Regions from separate parts of the Homo sapiens genome. Here region 1 is linked to region 2. The links are chromatin contacts, found by Hi-C or POLR2A ChIA-PET in ENCODE. All regions are on one chromosome and are shown on one strand. Each heading gives the region's core, a stretch centred on a gene start or an enhancer-like site at or near the end of the contact. The rest is flanking DNA. Distances are from core to core; before and after follow the strand shown. Region 1 has its middle 35 kb from the start of SLC46A3. Region 2 overlaps FLT1 (fms related receptor tyrosine kinase 1).

What was found. Hi-C counts contacts between places; a loop is a spot of excess contacts on that map. ChIA-PET counts read pairs that join two places held with the same protein, here RNA polymerase II (POLR2A). Pooled maps may share reads with other maps.
Region 1: a map of heart right ventricle shows a loop between it and region 2 (5-fold over the local background). The contact joins two enhancer-like sites. A Hi-C loop is called at or near these places in 1 of 168 maps with a recorded cell type or tissue (heart right ventricle) and 4 of 50 pooled maps. POLR2A ChIA-PET finds 5 or more read pairs at or near these places in 1 of 52 experiments (BJ).

What each region holds. Positions count from the first base shown.
Region 1 is chr13:28,751,296-28,757,378 of GRCh38, forward strand. No RefSeq gene overlaps it. Among named protein-coding and RNA genes, the nearest start is that of SLC46A3, 35 kb to the left of the region's middle. RefSeq lists an enhancer at 2,049-2,794. Within about 2 kb of position 4,121, at least 13 of the 41 ENCODE cell types and tissues checked have a DNase peak (open chromatin) inside an H3K27ac peak, as active enhancers do; they include heart right ventricle, where a contact is called at or near this core.
Region 2 is chr13:28,320,741-28,326,824 of GRCh38, forward strand. FLT1 (fms related receptor tyrosine kinase 1) reads right to left here. Exons shown (of 30, transcript NM_002019.4): 21 at 2,050-2,206; 22 at 1,522-1,619; 23 at 723-845. Among named protein-coding and RNA genes, the nearest start is that of FLT1, 170 kb to the right of the region's middle. RefSeq lists a silencer at 432-726 and an enhancer at 1,489-2,688. Within about 2 kb of position 3,636, at least 4 of the 41 ENCODE cell types and tissues checked have a DNase peak (open chromatin) inside an H3K27ac peak, as active enhancers do; they include heart right ventricle, where a contact is called at or near this core.

The sequences.
Region 1 (6,083 bases), core at 2,871-5,370, 430 kb after region 2:
AGTCTAGGTGACATAGTGAGACCCCGCCTCCAAAAAAAAAAAAAAAAAAGAAAGGGGAAAAAGGAAGAAAGGAAACGACATAACGATATATGTAAGACTGAAACTTTCTTGCTGCATGAGATATGGTATTGTGAAATGATTCAGATTTTGGCTTCTGAGCTCAGATTGCCTAGGTCCAAATCCCACTCTGGCACATAGCTGGGTGATCTTGGACAGCTCCCTCAGCCTATTAGTTTCTTCATCTGTAAAATGGGATGCTGATCGTGTATCTTTCATTGGCTATTGCTGTGTGCATTAAATGAGTTAGTACCTGTAAAGTCCTTTGAAAGGTGCTTGGGACATTGCAAGTGTTAAAAGCATTGTACCCTGCATAGGCCAGAAAGAAGGCATCAGAGCAGAGCCGACGGTACAGGCCATGTTGTCTGACCACATCTGTGGCCTCAGGCAAGGAAATGTCCTCTCTATGCTTCTGTTTCCTCATCTGGCAATGGGGACAATACCAGTACTTCCTTCAGAGGAGTTTTGTGAGGCTAAAATGAAATTGCATGTGTAAAGCTCTTAGCAAATAGTGTTGGCACATACAAAATGCTCCGTTGATACCAGGTATTTTATTATTATGATTTAAAAAATTCTCTGCATTTAAAGAAATCTGCCACCTCCTTTCCAAACACCCTATACTTTCCTCTTCTTTTGGAAGTATTCCTCTCATAGTTTGAAATATTTAATTCTTGATGTTGTCCAGTTTTTCTTTGAAGGGCTAGTTTCTTTGATCCAGGGAGATGCAGCATTTATGTTGGCTGTCAACAGGGCAACGCCCAGGAATTATTATTTTTCTAATGACCTAACGTCATTTTCCAGAAATTCTCTAAAAAACAAACTTCTTCGGGGACAAAATAAATTTGAGACTTCCATTAGTTCTTGCAAACACTTTATAACCCATCTCTCAGATGCTAACATTTTCCTGCGCATTCTGACCGGGTGCCAGAAATCCTATGGCTCTGACATCTAAAATGAGGATTGTTTGGCTGTTCTCAGTACATTCTATTTGTTCTGAGGTATATTTTGTACTGAAAGTTTAAAGGAATTACCTTGTATCTTATATTTAGCCTACCGTAACTTGTTTTTCTCTTCTATATATTTATTCAGGTTTGTTTCCTACTTTATTTTACAGTTATCACAAGGACACTACAAAGTCTCTTTTGTGAAATCGCCAAATGTTTCAGAATTCAACAGACATTATTAACTGTTCTTTCACCCTCCAAGAAACTCTACATTCATCTCAGTTCCCTGTATTGAAAAAGTCTCTGAAAAAAAGTATGTGGACATTTATTTATTATGAGGAAATCAGCATTTCTATTTATCTCTTAATTATTATAACATTTAATCATATTTGTTGGTTCAAGGTAAGTACTAATTGTGCTTCTCTCAAAGTATGAGCACTATATTTCTTCAGAAATAATGCTAAGCCTAGACAACAGGGCAAGACCCCATCTTTAAAATTTGTTTTTCTTCTTTTTGAGACGGAGTCTCGCTCTGTCACCCAAGCTGGAGTACGATAGTGCGATCTCAGCTCACTGCAACCTCTGCCTCCTCGGTTCAAGCAATTCTCCTGCCCCAGCTTCCCTAGCAGCTGGCATTACAGGTGCCCGCCACCACGCCCAGCTAATTTTTTGTATTTTTAGTAGAGATGGGGTTTCACCATGTTGGTCAGGCTGGTCTCGAACTCCTGACCTCAGGTGACCCACCCACCTTGGCCTCCCAAAGTTCTAAGATTACAGGCGTGAGCCACCACACCTGGCCAAAAAAAAATTTTTTTTAAGTTAGCTGGGTGTGTTGGTGCACACCTGTAGTTTCCAGCTACTTGGGAGGCTCAGGCCAGAGGATTGCTTGAGTCCAGGAGTTTGAGACTTCAGTGAGTGACGATGGTGCCACTGCACTCCAGCCCCTGGGCCACAGAGAGAGAGAGACCCTATCTGAAAAAAGAAAGAAAAAAGAAAAAGAGAAAGGAAGGAAGGGAGGAAGGAAGGAAGGGAGGAAGGGAGGGAGGAAGGAAGGAAGGAAGGAAAAGAAAGAAAGAGAAAGAAAGAGAGAAAGAAAGAAAGAAGGAAAGAAGGAAAGAAAGAAAGAAAATATTGATGGCCAGAGAGAGAGAGAGACCCTATCTAAAAAAAGAAAGAAAAAAGAAAAAGGAAGAAAGAGAAAAAAAGGAAGAAAGAGAGAAAAAGAAAGGAAAGAAAGGAAAGAAAGAAAGAGAAAGAAAGAAGGAAAGAGGAAGGAAAGAAGGAAAGGAAAGACGAAAGAAAGAAATGCTGAATGTTACAGATATTGACACAGACATTCCTACATTGGAATGCATATTCCCTCTGGGCTTTTACAGTTAGGGAAGTGCTGAGTCACTGCCTGGCGTACTCACATGCCTGTAGTTTATAAGCCAGCCACATGCTGGCAGAAACAGTGTAGAACCAGTGGGCCATGTGGACCTCTTGCCACCCACAAGCAAGGCGGGTGACAGGGCAGAGAGCTCCTTAGCAGTTACTAGCAATGGCTCGCTTGGTTGAAATAATTTTTTGAAGCTTTTGACAAATAATATAAAGATTACTAAGAAAGCCTGGCGGTTTGCAGCAAAAATTATTTGCTTGGGCAAACTTTAGTCAGGCTCTGGAATCTTCTCCTAGGGCCTTCTATGCACTTCCTTGTAAAATCTAGTTTTAGCAAAGAACCCTGCTAAGTCAGTTAAGCAAGAATCCCCCACCTACAATATCTGATCACCTTCATGTCTGATTGGGTTCTTCTCCCTCCACCAGCCCCCAGGCGATGTCTGGTTTCCTGGCCTGTCTTCAACAAGAATCCTGTTGTTGGTTTAGCTAAAGTCTTTCTCAGTCCTGAAGTTCCCTCTTAGTGATTTTCCCTCCACCGACCCCCACCCTGCTCCTTGGCTATACATTCCTACTTGCTCATGCTGTATTCAGAGTTGAGCCCAATTTCTGTCTCCCACTGCAAAATCTAATTGCTTGGTGGTCCCTATACCTATAGCGATGGTCCTGAAGAAAGTTGGCCACACCATGCTTTAACAAGTATCACTGGGTCATTTTTTTCTGTAACAGTGACTACATCACATGGCCTCTGACAGTCGCCGGACTCCTTAGAAGGGAGCTCAGGAGAAAGGGGAAACACAGGGCAGCTGGGTTCACTGGGATTAGGAATAGAAGCAGCGTGCTGGGCATCTAAGGGCAAAGATGAAGCTGGGTATGTAATCTACCCAGGAGCCTCTGTGTAAAATATGAAAGAAGAAAGACATGCCAGGGAAAGGGTGGAGCCGGCTAAAGGCCATGGGAAGTTGGACATGATGGCGTGGGAGAAAGTAACTTTAAGAAGGATGCATTGAGATACAGCGGCAGCTAGCGTATTTTGATAAGCAGTCTGATATTTGGGAAGATAGAGTGTACGTGTTCAGGAAGCCACAACTCTGCACGTCCATTCGAGATAGACTACCCGGTTCCTCAGGCCCACGGCTCCGAACTGCCCCCGTGGATGGTGCTTCGAGTACGCCTCCACCAGTGGGCAGTGTGGTCCACGAGGATCAGGCCATTCTAGCCAACGGTAGGTTCTTCCTGTGGAGCCCTGAGCAAAACGGGACGGTTTGAGAAGGGTTTTATTTCTGGGTCTCTGTTCTGCGGTGTTCGGTGCCTTAACTGGATGCCCCCGCATCCCAGAGCCAGCCGGCCATCTTCTGCAGTGATGCTGTTCCCCGGGGGAACGGAGCCCAGCCCTGAAGCTCAGCCGCAGGAACAAACGCCCTGGCTCCTGCGTGCCATTTCTGCCCTCTGCTGCTGCAGTGGCCTGAGGTCTTCGGATGGCCGCCTGCACTCCGCCTCTTCTTCCTGCCGCCTCCTCTCCTCAGGCCCTTGCTTCAAAGTCCTCCTCCCCTTCCTTTGCGCTGATAACATCGAGCAGAGCCGGCTCCATTTCTGGGCTTTTTACTGCCTAACTGATCCTCTACACTGTGCTAAGGAGAAGCTATTTATTTTTTTCTCAGGAAACCTCAATATCTAGGTGGGAAAGGGCAGGTTTCCTGGAAGAGCACTTCTAGAAAGAGCACCCCCTCCTAAGAAACAAAACAAACTTTTAATCTAGGTACTTCCTGTTTCCTCCGTTTAAAGCACTCCCCCATCTGGCCAGAGCCTTGTAAAAGTACTTCAAAGACTCAGCTGGCCGGGTTTGGACTCTAGGCTTTTTCCTTTTAACTCTTTGTGGTTTACTTTAATTGGGCTTTTAGTTGTCCTACTAAATGGTTTGTGGCTATTAAAGGAGCAAGGTTATGAAATCCTCGTCAATTCCGCTAAAACTCTTGTACGTATCCAATCTTGACGCATATATTATGTCATGCAGAGGGGAACACGTGGTGTGTCCAGATGTTACTGGGGCAAAAGGCACACAGTGGATGCTGGGGTCACTTGTAAATGTAAATATTTATATTTATTTATTAAAATTTCCAAAATGCATACCCATTCCACTTTACTTGAAAAATTATGCTATTTTCTATTTCTCCTTGTAGTTATTCTCCTTGGGAGGCACAAACCATGATGGCACATAAGAGTCTCAAGACGACCAGGCTGGCCAACATGGCAAAACCCTGACTCTACTAAAAATACAAAAGAAAATTAGCTGGTGTAGAGGCGCAATCCCAGCTACTTGGGAGGCTGAAGCAGGAGATTTGCTTGAACCCGGGAGGCAGAAGTTGCAGTGAGCTGAGACTGCACCATTGCACACCAGCCTGGGCGACCCAGCGAGACTCTGTCTCAAAAAAAAAAAAAAAAAAAAAAGAGTCTCAAGATTAGGGAATCACTTCTTAGATACAAATGTTGCTTTTTTTTTTTTTAATTCCACTTTATAAAGTGAATCTTTCTTGGAGGGAACATGTGACGGAACTAGCCATCAGGTAAACCTCATTATAAATTAGTCTATTGGAGATTGGAAAGATCTTGAAAAGAGACATGAGAAAGGTGCACCTTTATGCACCTGGGCAGATTCCTGCCTCACAGCGCCTCATTTTCCTGTAGAAAAGTGGGAAGGATGACTATCTCACAAAGGTTGAAGATCAAAATCCAAAGGAGATGATGAATGGGACAGTGCTTCATCAAACTTGGATGCGCTAACCAAAGGTCAAGGCTATTATGGTTTTAACAGCAGCAGAGGAAAGAGGAGGCTGGAGAGAGGAGAATGAGCCTGGGAGTTCCACACCAGCCTGAGCAACATAACATAGAGACCTTGTCTCTACAAAAAAATTAAAAAATTATCTGGGCACGGTGGTGCACACCTGTGGTCTCAGTTTCTTGGGAGGCTGAGGTGGGAGGATTGCTTGAGCTCATGAGATTGAAGCTGCAGTGAACCATGATCACGTCACTGCACTCCAGCCTGGGTGATAGAGTGAGAACGTGCCTCCAAAAAAAAAAAAAAAAGAATAACCAAGTTTAACAATTTCTGTGGGGTCTTCATGTAAAGTCTTCATATAAAACTTAAATACATTTATATGCTTTTCTCTTGTTAATCTGTCTTTTGTTACAGGGGCCTCAGCCATGAACCTAGGATGGGTAGAGAAAGATATTTTTCTTCCCCTACACCTGTGTTCCACCTATTCATTCCTCCCTTCCTTCTCTCCTCTACTCTCACTGATTTTTTGGTTACTATTTTTAAAAACATATAACATGAAAGATACCATCCCAACCATTTAAGTGTACAGTACAGCAGTGTTAACTACATGCACCCTGTTGTGCAACAGACTTCTGAAATGTTTTTAATCTTACAACTCTAAAACTCTACACCCACTAAACAACAATGCTTTTCCCCCTCACACCAGCATCTGGCAACCACCATTCTATTTTTAATTTCTAAGAGTTTGACTACTTTAGATACACATATAAGGAGAATCATGCAGCATTTGTCTTTTCTTGACTGGCTTATTTCTCTTACCATAACATCCCGACAAGTTTCATCCATGTTGTAGCATATAACATGATTTCCTTTTTTGAGGCTCAATAATACTCCTTTGTAGGTATGTACAACATTTTCCTTATCTGTTTGTT
Region 2 (6,084 bases), core at 2,386-4,885:
CTTGTTAGGCCAGCACACTGTAGCGTAACAAGCCTTCTAGGTGATATGTATGTTCAATTAAGCTGGGAACCACTACTGTAACTCATTGGCGCCCAGACATAAGCTTAACCCTCAGGGTATATAGGCTGAGGGTTAAGGAGAAGGGAGGACATGGGAGGTCATCCACAAAAGTGAAAAATAACACTATGTCTAAAAACAAGCAGGGAAGAGAAGCCAGTACGAGCCAGCGGGGAGATGCTAGGCATGGAAGGCCATGGGAGGTAAACAGTCTCCTCCATAGTCAGCTACTGCTGACGGTCTTCCCCGCCCTTTCCTGAGACAGATACACCTGCTGAATCAATCATCTGGGTTTATTTGAGGGAAAGAGTCCAGGCTGTTCTTTTCAGTGGTACAAGGAATTCCCTCAGGATTCAAAGGAAGGTAATGCTAAGGTCTCACCCAGGCCCCACCAAACACTTCTCAGGTTAGCAAGTCTCACGCAGCGCTGCCCAAAGGACAGGTGGGAGGCCAGGCATTAGGGAAGAGCAGAAGCAGGAGACAGTGGCCTTTCTGAGCCTTACACAAGGGCTCTCTGGGATGCCGCTCATCTGGACTGTTTGTCTTCACAGAAAGCCAATGATGGTTTTCAGGGACTACAGCTGAGGAAGTGTAAATATTTACCAAGTCTGTGGTTTAAAAGTGATAGGACACACATGAGTCAAATAAACATCAAACTGACTTACATCTCCTTTTCTCACATAATCGGGGTTCTTATAAATATCCCGGGCAAGGCCAAAATCACAAATCTTCACCACGTTGTTCTCAGATAAAAGAATGTTTCTCGCTGCCAGGTCCCGATGAATGCACTATAATAAAACAGTTGCATAATCAATGCATTTCCTTAACCTAACCAACTAATTTCCTACACCTGTCAGTGTCATTATCTTAATTTGGGAATCCATTTCACATGCTGTGAAGGGAGCACCTCTCGGTGCACACAGAGTTACCATAAACATGAAGAGCCTCTCTACAAATACAGGTCCCCAAGCCCTCAAAGTCAAGAAATGGTCTGAATCCACTGGGCTACTATTTGATCAGCGAAGCTGGTTATCTAAGATTTACCAGTGGGCAAACTTTCCCCACAGTCTTTTATCCTGAGCTGCCAAGATGAGATCTTTCTCCAGCTGCAGTTTTGTGGGAGGGCCCTATATGGCTATATTAATAGTAGCTCTCCTATGAAGTCATGTCTTCTGAGATTTGGGCCAGATTTGAAAATATGCCAGAGGATACTGTGGAGAGCCGATGCCAGGTTTGTCTAGTCTGAAACCTGTGAGTTTTCCCCAGAATTAAGTTCTATCCACTGGTATCCATGACTCCTCATTCTCAAAACTCCTCATATCAAGGCAAATTAAGGCACTTGCAGTGGTGTTTGTTCTACATTTAAGAACATAGGTATCAGCAAATACTAGGAAAAATGAATTTATAGCAAAGGTGTGTGTCCAGCCCTGGCAGAGAAGAAAAACAGTAAACAGCAAGACTGACCTTTCTGGAAGACAGGAACTCCATGCCTCTGGCCACTTGAAAACTGTAAGAAATCAGATCTTCCATAGTGATGGGCTCCTTGTAGAAACCGTCAGAATCTGGAAAGCATTAGAACCGTAACTGTTTGTAATGGCTCTTGTTATCCCACCAAATCCCAGTTTATTGGAACAATGTTAGCAAAACATAAAACAAACCAACAAGTAGATCAGAGTTCATTTTTAAGAGTATTTGAGTTTCAACATGAACACCAGAGATTTTTCCAGGCCTCCAGCCCACTTTATCCAAGCATGGGGGCAGGGGGATGATCCATTAAGATGAAAATCCCTGAGGGGAGAAAACGGTACAGTTCCCTGTCAAAATTAGTAACTCTGTAAATTATCTTAATTCAAATCTTATCTCCTCAGGACATTACCATTCGAGTCTCCCACGGATGTTTATTAGAGTGATAAATAAGAAAAAAATTTCAGAGATGCATAGTATGTTGTAAAAATATCTCAGCGCGTAGGACAGGAAGGAATTAATACCTACCCTCCTCTTCCTCAACATCACTCAGACTTTTATCTTCCTGAAAGCCGGAGCTCGCAAAGCTTTCGCTGCTGGTGACGCTATCTAGTCTTGGTTTCTTGCCTTGTTCCAGGCCTGGCTCCATTTTTTCTTTCTTAGGCTCCATGTGTAGTGCTGCATCCTTTGAAGAGACCGAAAAGGACCCAGGTGAAAAGGAGCTCCAGCACAGCAGTGGGAAACCAGTCCCTCAACTGGCAATCGCCTGATGAGAAATGAGAGCGTTTCACTTCTCAAAATGGATCGTGAACTAGCACAGGGGCCCTACGGTGTCCAGGAGCCTGACTACCTCTGGAGTTGCAGAGTCTATTGTGCTCTTGCCTGGGCTTCTAGACAGCATCTTAGATCAGATAAAAAAAAAAAATTAAGAGTGGTGGGTATTTACTGAATGCTTACTCTGTGTGAGCTGGTATATTAAAAGCTTTAGGTACATTTCTTGTTTAGTGTTTCCAACAATTTTACGAAGTAGTTCTTATTTATACATGGAGAAACAGGTTCAGAGAAGTAAAGTAATCAAATTCACATGCAGCTAATAAATAGCAAAGCTGGCCGGGCACAGTGGCTCACGCCTGTAATCCCAGCACTTTGGGAGGCCGAGCCAGGTGAATCACGTGAGGTCGGGAGTTTGAGATCAGCCTGACCAATATGGAGAAACCCCGTCTCTACTGAAAATACAAAATTAGCCGGGCATGGTGGTGCATGCCTGTAATCCCAGCTACTCAGGAGGCTGAGGCAGGAGAATTGCTTGAACCCAGGAGGTGGAGGTTGCAGTGAGCCGAGATCACGCCATTGCACTCTAGCCTGGCCAACGAGAGCAAAACTCCATCTCAAAAAAAAAAAAAAAAGCAAAGCTTGAACCCAGGATTGGTCGATGCCCACATCTGTGCCCTTAACCACTTTTCCATGCCACACGCCATCTTGTGAAGGATGACATCACTGAGAGGAAAGGATCCTCAGTGTGCTTGGTGCTTCACTCTGTAATCCCTAGGAGGAGTTATAAGAGAAGGCTATAGTTACCAATTTCTCAGGTTTCTTTGGGGAAGGAGGGAACATGGACATTGCTTTTTTTCTCTTCCATTTAAACAAAGATACAGTTTGATCCTAACAAGGGTAGCAATGGCCTTTCACCCTGGACTGCACATCCAAGCCCTGGTTCATTTGGCTCTTCCATTAATCATGCGATCTTGGGCAAGTCACCTTACTTTTCTGAGTTTAATTATCCTCTTCTGAAAAGCTCTATTATACTATTATTTTATGATTCATAGGAAAGGAGTTGTCAGTTCTGGGTGTTCATGGGAAACCAGAAAAGATTTTTATTGCCTTTTGTAATTCATCTAGTAACTATGACACTCTAAAACCTAGCACTTTCAGTGGCTTTATAACAAGACCATGTTTGTAGCCTAGATTCTGCTAGACAGCAATACTGAGGCAGAAGCAGAGAGGGACTGGAGTTCAGTGGTGTCCCTTGATCCATTTGCATGGTGTGGCAGTTCTAGGATTAACCCGCGTACCCCATCCTTCCTGGGCTTTTCTAGAAATGTCACAAAGCAAGAGTGATCCCTCCACTAGAGGGCACAGTGGGAGCAAGCAGAGCACTGGGAGAAAGCTTCAGGAGGGACAGCCCTAACCTAGTCTAAAAGCCAAAAGGGCACCAAGGTTCCCAGCCCCTGAAAAGAGACCTTCCGGGGTTGCAGAGGGAGGCAGGCCTCAGAGTGAATACCCACTGCCATTGCAGGTAACCCACCTGAGGGCAGGTAAAGACTTTCACTATTTGTTATTGTGTTTCCACAATGCAGTTATATTGGATTCTGTTCAGTTGGGGACTGGAATTTTATTTTTCACAAGATCCTTTGTGGGACAGAAGGCATCAGAGAAAGCGCTGGCAATAGCATGGGGAGAAAAATGCTCCACAGGCTCACTCAGGGCTCTGCATGTGAAAACTCTCCCTGGACAGCCTTCTTCCCCACGGCACCCAAAAGTCACAGCCTAGGCATGTCTCCAAGGACCAAAACTCAGGCTCTCTCACTCCCTTCCTGACTCCCAATCAATTGTATATTCAGCTTTGCTTATCAGTACCACTTTTGTTAAATAAAGGTAATTTACTGAACTCTTGGGACTCTGGCAGAATATAGTGAATTTATTACAAACCATATTTAAGGATCCCAGTTAATTTATTTGGAAAATGAAGTATTCCATTTTCAATTTAGCCTTTTGGTTTTGCCTTTCCTTTACCTTTATCTTCCAAATATGAAAGACAGCCATGGATTTTCCACAAAAACACTAAGCTCCACCAAGTTGCACAGGGAGGCAAATCATTAAATATAGCCAGAGAAGGAAGCAAACTCTTCAAAACAAAGGACGCACAAACCCAAACGTTCCATCCTGCCCAGGTCCCTAGGGTATTCTGCTGGCTTAGCTCTTCCTGAAGCCAGTCCAAAATTTCAGTACTAAGGGGAATTTGTACTGCCCTCAGCCCAAGGCACCACTTTCCACTTTTTCTTATGCTTTTTTCACCTCATTTAGTGTGGTGCACAGAAAAGGCAGTGGAGGAGGAGTCAAGAGAGCTGAGTTCTTTCACCTTCTGACTTCACCTCATGGTAGGTGTGTGTCCTTAAGCGAATCACTTGACTTCTCTGAACGCATCTGCAGCCTGCGAGTGTGAACCAACTGATCACAAAGATCCCTTTCAGTTTCAAGATTCTAATTATTAGGCCGGGCACGGTGGCTCACACCTGTAATCCCAGCACTTTGTGAGGCCGAGGCAGGCGGATCACCTGAGGTCAGGAGTTTGACCAGCCTGGCCAACATGGTGAAACTCCGTCTCTACCAAAATATTCAAAAATTAGCTGGGCGTTGTGGCGGGCTCCTGTAATCCCAGCTACTTGGGAGGGTAGAGGCAGGAGGATCACTTGAACCCAGGAAACGGAGGTTGCAGTGAGCTGAGATCACACCACTGCACTCCAGCCTGACTGACAGAGAGAGAAACTCTGTCTCAAAAAAAAAAAAAAAAAAAAAAGGTTCTTATTATTAGAGGACCTGACTTAAACCTGGGGAAAATGATGTTCTTGCATATATTGCCGGTCCGGTAGAACATCTCTGTCTTTAATTAGATCAAAGTTTGAGGGATGAGAAAATTGGCCAGCTGTCCAGTGGTTCTTATTTGTGTGTGAAGATTCTTGCCCACATTATAAAGATGGGCATCATTCTTGGATTTCAGACATTTTATCCACCATGTAGATCAGTGGTACGAAGTTGGACTCACCCAATTTTTCTATCTTAGTAGGTCAATGATGTTGATGATGATGATGACAGTGGTGGTGACAGTGATGATTAACATTTATTGAATGTTTGACTGAGAGATTTTTATTCTCTCAACAATCCCATCAGCTGGATTCTATTATAAGCTTCATTTAATAAACGAGGGAACTGAAACAGACAGGTTGAGTAATTTGCATTCCCAGATTTCATGAGAAGTAGAGACAGGATTTGAATCCAGGAAGTCTGATTCCAGAGTCTCAATGTTTAACCACCACACTACATGGGTTCATCACCAGTGTTGCTGATTACTGGTTAATAATGTTGAATCACTGTCCCCTGGACTTCTTCAGCTCAGAGAAGGACACAGTATTGGTGCCATATGTCACACTGGCAAAGTTTTAGTAAATTATTTCTCCTCCATTCAATAATCTCTCTCTCTCTTTTTTTTTTTTTTTTTTTTTTTGAGACGGAGTCTCACTCTGTTGCCCAGGCTGGAGTGTAGTGGCTTGATCTCGGCTCACTGCAACCTCAGCCTCCCAGGCTCAAGCGATTCTCCTGCCTCAGCCTCCCTAGTAGCTGGGATTACAGGCGCGGGCCACCACGCCTGGCTAATTTTTGTATTTTTAGTAGAGACGGGTTTTCACCATGCTGGCCAGGCTGGTTTCGAACTCCTGACCTCACAAGATCCACCTGCCTCAGCCCCCAAAGTTCTGGGATTACAGGCGTAAGCCACCGTGCCTGGCC